Linked DNA regions of Mus musculus: all the other regions are linked to region 2. The links are chromatin loops, found by intact Hi-C in ENCODE. Cell type or tissue: gastrocnemius. All regions are shown on one strand.

The links. A loop is a pair of places that touch in the nucleus more often than their neighbours do. Peaks named below come from ENCODE experiments on the same cell type or tissue, not always from the same donor. Only the 100,000 strongest peaks of a DNase experiment are listed, where the experiment ranks them.
Region 1: a loop joins it to region 2, with 5 times the contacts of the local background. A loop is called at or near these places in 25 of 42 quality-filtered maps.
Region 3: a loop joins it to region 2, with 6 times the contacts of the local background. A loop is called at or near these places in 35 of 42 quality-filtered maps.

What each region holds. Positions count from the first base shown.
Region 1 is chr1:171,256,333-171,258,832 of GRCm38, forward strand. It overlaps Adamts4 (a disintegrin-like and metallopeptidase (reprolysin type) with thrombospondin type 1 motif, 4), which reads left to right. Exons shown (of 9, transcript NM_172845.3): 5 at 1-102; 6 at 196-382; 7 at 623-798; 8 at 1,387-1,562; 9 at 2,420-2,500. Among named protein-coding and RNA genes, the nearest start is that of Adamts4, 7.5 kb to the left of the region's middle. In gastrocnemius, a CTCF peak has its summit at 1,066 (motif pointing left); a DNase peak (open chromatin) is centred at 1,033; H3K27ac peaks cover 514 bases.
Region 2 is chr1:171,117,077-171,119,576 of GRCm38, forward strand. It overlaps a transcript of Cfap126 not described here. Among named protein-coding and RNA genes, the nearest start is that of Cfap126, 4.7 kb to the right of the region's middle. In gastrocnemius, a CTCF peak has its summit at 1,364 (motif pointing right); a DNase peak (open chromatin) is centred at 1,357.
Region 3 is chr1:171,219,929-171,222,428 of GRCm38, forward strand. It overlaps Tomm40l (translocase of outer mitochondrial membrane 40-like), which reads right to left. Exons shown (of 10, transcript NM_001037170.2): 1 at 2,447-2,500; 2 at 1,976-2,225; 3 at 1,644-1,711; 4 at 1,240-1,332; 5 at 877-978; 6 at 619-724; 7 at 373-495; 8 at 181-257. The coding sequence starts at 2,090. It also overlaps a transcript of Apoa2 not described here. Among named protein-coding and RNA genes, the nearest start is that of Tomm40l, 1.3 kb to the right of the region's middle. In gastrocnemius, a CTCF peak has its summit at 1,085 (motif pointing left); DNase peaks (open chromatin) are centred at 1,069, 1,551 and 2,135; H3K4me3 peaks cover 1,399 bases; H3K27ac peaks cover 1,304 bases.

The sequences.
Region 1 (2,500 bases), 140 kb after region 2:
CAGACGAAGCACTCACCTTGGGCTGATGGCACTCCCTGCGGGTCTTCACAGGCCTGCATGGGTGGCCGCTGTCTGCACGTGGACCAGCTCAAGGACTTCAATGTGAGACCTCAGGGCATGGCTTGGGTAACAGGCCTAGAGAAAGGACTGGCCCTAAGCAAGGCCTAACCCCATCTCCGTTCTGTGCCCTTGCAGGTTCCTCAGGCTGGAGGCTGGGGCCCCTGGGGACCATGGGGTGACTGCTCCAGGACTTGTGGGGGTGGTGTCCAGTTCTCCTCCCGGGATTGCACGAGGCCCGTCCCCCGGAACGGTGGCAAGTATTGTGAGGGCCGCCGGACTCGCTTCCGCTCCTGCAACACGGAGAACTGCCCACACGGCTCAGGTGAGGGGTGTGAAGATGGGAGCCCTGGGAAGGGGTGGTGGACAGGAAGGATTGTGTCTTGAGTCCTGGCCTAAGGTGCGGATTGTGTCTTCTACCGGGGAAATTATCTTTCTAGAACTATCCCTGGAAATCTGTGAGGGAGAGATGCCAAGATGGCTAAAGTTCTGAGGGTCTAGGTGGAAGGGTGTGTGGGATGGTGTGAGGAGAGAGAGGCTCAGACTGTTTGCTTTATGCCTGTAGCATTGACCTTCCGTGAAGAGCAGTGTGCTGCCTACAACCACCGAACCGACCTCTTCAAGAGCTTTCCAGGGCCCATGGACTGGGTTCCGCGCTACACAGGTGTGGCCCCTCGAGACCAATGCAAACTCACCTGCCAGGCCCGGGCACTGGGCTACTACTACGTATTGGAGCCCCGGGTGAGGACCAGAGACCTCGGGGAGGAAATCCTTGACTGGATTCTCCGCTCTTTCACTTTTGACTCTGTCAAAGTATTGGTCCCCTGACAGTCAGTCCCTCAGTGGATAGGCTTCCTGAAGACCGCTAACTCGTGGACACCCCTTTTGTATCACAGAGTGGCAGGTTCAAGGGGAAAGAAGCCCTAGCATCTTTGGACGCCCCTGCCTTCTCCAGGAGGCTATACAAAATTATTCCTGCAAGTTTGTTGCCCCCTAGTGGCCATTGGCAGCTGCACCATTAAGTTTAGAGTTTGGTGCTGGGACTAAAAATCCTGGCCCTCTCAATTTGTGATATTTCTAAACCTCAAAAGTTCACCCTTAGAAATTGTGAGACCTAAAGCATTTTGTGCTTCACCTGATGCATAGCCAGCGCAAGAACACTGGTTACGTGTATCATTATTATCCTAGTAATCCCATACAGCGGAAGTCTCCCCTACATCTCTCCCTTTCCTGTGATTTTCCGATTTCACCTTCCAGATGTTTTACCTTACAAACCCCTGCTGACTTAGCAAGAACTCTAATTAACAATATCCCTCCTTCGCTCCTCAGGTGGCAGATGGGACTCCCTGCTCCCCAGACACCTCCTCTGTCTGTGTCCAGGGCCGCTGTATCCATGCTGGCTGTGACCGGATCATTGGCTCCAAAAAGAAATTTGACAAGTGCATGGTGTGCGGCGGGGATGGCTCTCGCTGCAGCAAGCAGTCGGGCTCCTTCAAAAAATTCAGGTCCTTTCAGTAGTTCTTGTCTGCTCTGTTCTCCTGGTCTAGTCTTGGGGCCCATTGCTTTCCTGCCCACTCAGCACTTTCTGTAGTCTCAGGGAGAGACAGATGAGTAGGTGGTTACAATGCAGCGCTCCACATGTTGAACACAGAGGGCACGAGAGCTCTTGAAGGCATCAGGGAAGGCTCCCTTGGGCGGTGACCTCTGAGCGAAGAGTAGGAATTGGACAGGCCCCAGGGAGGCCAGGACTGGCAAGACATTCAGTAAGCAGTAGTGGGAGTCAGAGAGAAGGTTAAGAAAGGTACACTTGCTGGTAGCTCCTTTCTAGGGTGGACAGATAACCTCATAAAAGCTTGAAGAAGTAACCTTGTCTTAGGGTTTCTATTCCTGCACAAACATTATGGCCAAGAAACAAGTTGGGAAGGAAAGGGTTTATTCAGCTTGCACTTCCTCGTTGCTGTTCATCACCAAAGGAAATCAGGACTGGAACTCAAGCAGGTCAGGAAGCAGGAGCTAATGCAGAGGCCATGGAGGGAATGTTACTTACTAGCTTGCTTCCTCTGGCTTGCTCAGCTTGCTTTCTTATAGAACCCAAGACTGCCAGCCCAGGGATGGCACCACCCACAAGGGGCCCTCCCACCCTTGATCACTAATTGAGAAAATGCCCCACAGCTGGATCTCATGGAGGCATTTCCTCAACTGAAGCTCCTTTCTCTGTGATAACGCCAGCCTGTGTCAAGTTGACACACAAAACCAGCCAGTACAAACCCCTAACACATACATCCACACCCAGACAAACACAGTATGGCCAGCTGAAAGGATTCAGGCGATGCTGAGTTCTTTATTTACTTTTTCCTCACAGGTATGGATACAGCGATGTGGTCACGATCCCTGCGGGGGCCACCCATATCCTTGTACGGCAGCAGGGGGGGTCTGGTCTCAA
Region 2 (2,500 bases):
GAAATGAAGAGTGTATTTTGGTTCACAGTTCAAGAGTACAGTCCACCGTGCTGAGGAAGTTATGGTATCGGGAGTGTGTGGTGGCCGGTCACATTGAATCTTCAGTCAGGAAGTGGAAGAGAAGAACACAGGCAGGCAGGCAGGCAGGCAGGCAGGCAGGCAGGCAGCGTTTTCCATTGAATTCAGTATAGGCCTTCAGTCCATGTGATCCACATGCATGCAAGGTCTGCTCTTCACAGTTAACCCTGACAGGACCTTTACAGACACCTCGAAGTGTGTCTCCTAGGTGATTTTAAATTTAGTCAAGTTGACAATGAAGATTAGCCAGTAATAGGGAGTGGTCCTATGTACACACACACACACACACACACACACACACACACACACAACACAACTAAGGATTAAACCCTGGTTTTTCACATGTAGACAGGCACTCCACCACTATGCAACATCTTCAACTCCATCTTATATTTTTATTTTGAGACAAGATCTCACTAATGTCCCAGCTGTCCTTGGAGTCGCGCTCTAGTTCTGGAAGACCTTGAGCTTACCATCTTCCCGCCTCAGACTCCTGAGGAGACAGAATTGCAGGCTTCCTCCACTGAGCCCAGCATTTAAAAAAGAAAGTTACCAAAGAAACATATACTTCTTGCTTCCAATCAACAACAAAAAAAATATATAAAATAAACTCATCCTCTTTGTCCCATTGAGACAGTCTCACTGTGTAACCCAAGCTGACCTCAAATATTCCAATCTCAAATATTAAGGCCTAAATGGAATGTTTAGGCCTAGGTAAGATGTTAAGGCCTAGGTCACTGTTGCCTGGCTAGCCTGCCGTTATAAGGATCTGGGGATCAAACTCACGTTGTCAGGCTTGGTGGCGAGTGCCTTTACTCATGTAGCCACCCTATTAGTCCAAGAAAAGCAATTTCTAAAAGGGATTTAAAAGGATAGGGAATGTATGTCAGTGAGAGAGTGCTGCTCACCATGTACACCTGGGTTCAACCCTTGGTCCTTACAGAATAAAGAAAAAGAAGGTTTAATGGCATCCTCGGCGAAACTATCTAGGCCAGTTTTGTTTTGAAGAAAAATTCTAGTTTGTTCTTTCTTCTTCTTCTTCTTCTTCTTCTTCTTCTTCTTCTTCTTCTTCTTCTTCTTCTTCTTCTTCTTCTTCTTCTTCTTCTTCTTCTTCGTCTTCTTTCTTCTTCTTCTCCTTCTCCTCCTTCTCTCTCCCTCTCTCTCTCTCTCTCTCTCTCTCTCTCTCACACACACACACACACACACACACACACACACACACACACACAGAGAGTAAAGGAAGAGATAATAACAATTTCCACTAGGGGGTGCTGTAGTCTCAGAAAAGAACCCAGGCGTTTGGCAAGGAAGCACTTACCTTTGTAGTCCTGTATCATTTCTGGCCTTACTATGCACCAACTGCTTTCAGCTTGTATGGGGGAATCTACAAAGTCCGGCTCTCCACTCCAACACCTACTTACCGCCGGAACCAGTGAAGTAACAAGCAGGGCTCCTTGGAGCTACTTGGGAGAAATCTTGGAGGCTTGACAACATCACCAGATCTAATGGTTCTGGTGTCAAACAGCCCAAGAAGGGAAACAGATGCCTAAATCTTGAGTAATAACCGCTTACGCCATTAAGAGTGCAAGCTGGCCGGGCAGTGGTGGCACACGCCTTTAATCCCAGCCCTTGGGAGGCAGAGGCAGGTGGATTTCTGAGTTCGAGGCCAGCCTGGTCTACAGAGTGAGTTCCAGGACAGCCAGAGCTACACAGAGAAGCCCTGTCTCCAAAAACCAAAAAATAAAAAATAAAAAAAAAAGAATGCTCGTTCCACACTTTCTCTAAGTGCTTAGATCACAGGTGTGGACCACAGCACACAGTTAAAGTCAGAACAACACAGAGATCAGCGTAGCCCCTGTGCAGAATCGCCACACAAAATATAAGCCTTAGATTTAAAAAAGAAAAGTTCGTGTTTCAAGTGTGGTATGGTGATAGACAGCTAGGCCTCCAGAACTCAGGAAGTGGAGGCAGGAGAGTCAGAAGTTGAAGGCCACAGCTACATAGGGGACTGAGCCAGTGTGGTCTAGAGACCCTGTCTAGTGGCAGAGGTCTAAGCTTCACACTTTGTCCGATGGTGAATTAGATAAACCACAGTACATAATGCTTGTGCTATTTGGAGAGCTAAGCTTTTGGTGTCTGCCCCAAACTTGCTTGACTCATCTGAGTGTGTGGGTTCTGTTTTCTTTGTTTTCTGAGGTGCTGGATTTGAAACCAGGGCTCCACATGAACACACGACACAACTACTCTACTAAGTTCCATCCCAGATCTGCTAGGAGACTTTCAGAACTGGTTCAAGGACGAAATGAATGTCTGTGAAAAGCAGTTTCCCAAATCTGACTCTTTGATTCCACAACCTTATTTCCTAATGTATGCTACAGACATGCCCACATGCCAAGTGACGCATGCGCAGAGGCATTGCTGC
Region 3 (2,500 bases), 100 kb after region 2:
CCGTCGCCATGAATCCCACAGGAGTTCTGGCAGGGTATAAGCAAGCTGGAATGCATGTGTGAAAATGTAGACCAGATGAGGCCAGAAAGAATCATAGGCCAGAAGCCTGGGAAGACTCGAGGGGCAGAAGGTTCTGGTTGACTGACTCACTAGGCTAAGAGATGAGCTTGGTAGTCTTACCTGTTCATTGGCCTTGTGGTAATAACTTGCATGGGCCCCACCTGACCCAACATTCAACGTAGCTACCCAGTGGACAGCTGCAGGGTGGGGGAGAACAGAGGGAAAAGGCAGTTACCATCGTAGATACAGGCAAAGGAACCCCAGAAAAGCCCCGAGTCTCTCCTCCTCACCATCATTCACTTGATCTCGTACCTGAGTACTTCCCAGCCAGAGTCAAGATGGCCCCCTCTTCTCCTGGCCGCCGGTGATAAACTAGCTCTCCTCCTAGCACAAGCCGATGGGTGATGCTCTGCAGGAAGTGAGCAACCATGATCACTGTCAGGGAGAGAGGATGCAAGAGTCAGGGAGTCAGGTTTAGTTTCTTACCATCTGGTCATTCCCACCCTAGCCTAGCCAAAAAGGTCCCCCCACCCCCAGAACTCCGTCCCAGTTCCCCACCTGATTCCCCAATCAGATCCGGATTTCCCAGGGTCAGAGTGGCTGTGTAGTCATCTCCCCGATACTCGCCATCAAACTGCCATGTCAGGAACTTGGCCTGCTGTGTCTGGGTGGGGAGAGTAACAAATAAAATACCCTTCTCTCTGTTTATATTCAGTATTGCCTCTGCTCCTCCTCCCCCTGCGTCCCCCAAGGCAGGATACCCATGGAGGAGAAAGAGAGGTGCCTCGGTGGATGGAGGCAGGAACTGTGGGTCACCTGGAAGACAGCCTTAGCTCGCAGCCGTTCTGCCAACAGAAGCAAGACCTGGGCGTTGAGACTGCCACTGCTGTCCATATCCCCCACCACAGTGGGGAACACCTGTTAGGGAGCGTAGACAGGAAGGCTGAGATGGGTAGGTAGCTCTATCCATTGGCACATGAACAGGAAGGGATTTCAGTAACATCTCACAGTGCCCCCTGGTGGACGCCAAAGACAAACTCGGGCAGCTTTGCACAGGACTAGCTCGCGTTCAGAAGAGGCACTGAGAACATAGTTGCTGATCACACACATTTCCAAATTCTCAAGACCTACGTCCATGTGCGTTTTACACAGTTGACGCGAGTGTGGGGGAGCCCTCACCTCTGTGGGGCTAAGCTGCCAGTCCCCTGCATAGGCGGTATGGAGGTGGTACCCTGGCAAGCCCAGGGCACTCATGTGCACAGTATGAGCCACCTGAGGAAAGAGGAGACAACGGAGAACAGAGCATTCTATTTCGTTTCAATCCCGTCTCCCACCCTTGACCTTTTTTTCCATCCAGAGGGGGCTTTTTAAAACCTCAACTATTCCAACGCATGCAGAGGGCCACTGGACTTTAAGCAACAAGTCCCACATCTTGTTGCTTAAAGGCATTGGGGGGGGAGGACCCCACACTTCCCCTCATTTGTCCCACATAGCCTAGCCAAGACAGGACTAATAGGTGTAAAGAGGATCCAGAGACAAGCAGGGAGGAGGGGGGTAAGTAGGGGCCAGACCAGTGGGAGCACCTGGAAATGGCTGCTCAGAACCTTGTTGACAACCAGCTTCACGCCTTCCATCTGTGCTGGGAATACATCTGAAGGGAAGGAACATGCACAGATAAGGACCCCTAACTACATAGACGGACTCCCCTTTCAATTGCATATGAAGCACTGGAGGAAATGACCTCCTTTCAAATCCTGCAACAAAACGCTCTGCTTTGAACATCTGGTCCTTTTTGACTGCCGGATGCTCCAGCTGTGATCTCCCCTCGCTGTTCACATCACTGGACATCAGCATTCAGGACCCTCCCCTTCTCTATGACCCTTCATCCTGAGACACCCAAAAGCTGCGGTCTCACCTTTGCACAACCGGTGCAGCTCGTCGAAGCTCCCGGGGTTGGGCAGCGGTTCCTCTCGACGGTGGCTCCGGCGGGGTAAAGTACCCATCGGTGCCAGGCCCAGGGTGTTCCCCATTTTAATCCAGAGGACAGGGAGGGGTTGGGGTTAGCCTGGGGATAAAATCTATTGCTCCCTCTATCCCCCACGGGCTCCACCCCCCATCATCGGGCTCCCCAGTTTCAGAAACTTCCATATGGTTCAATGCTAGACCTGCAATAAGGAACAGTAGGGGGAGAGAACACCGATGCTAAAGTTGAATCCCGGGCACACTCCCGCCCCATCGTTGATCCCTCACCCCCACCTGTCACCCCCGTCTGCTCTCCCATTATCTAGTCTTAACTACTACCGCAGGCTTCCGCTGACTTTCTAGTTTCTCTGTTCTTCATTCCCACGTCCCAAGGGTCTGCCCGCAATGGAACACTAGCCCTTACCATCTCAGACCATCCTGCAGCCTCTTTCCCCCTAGGCACACCCGGTCATCTTGA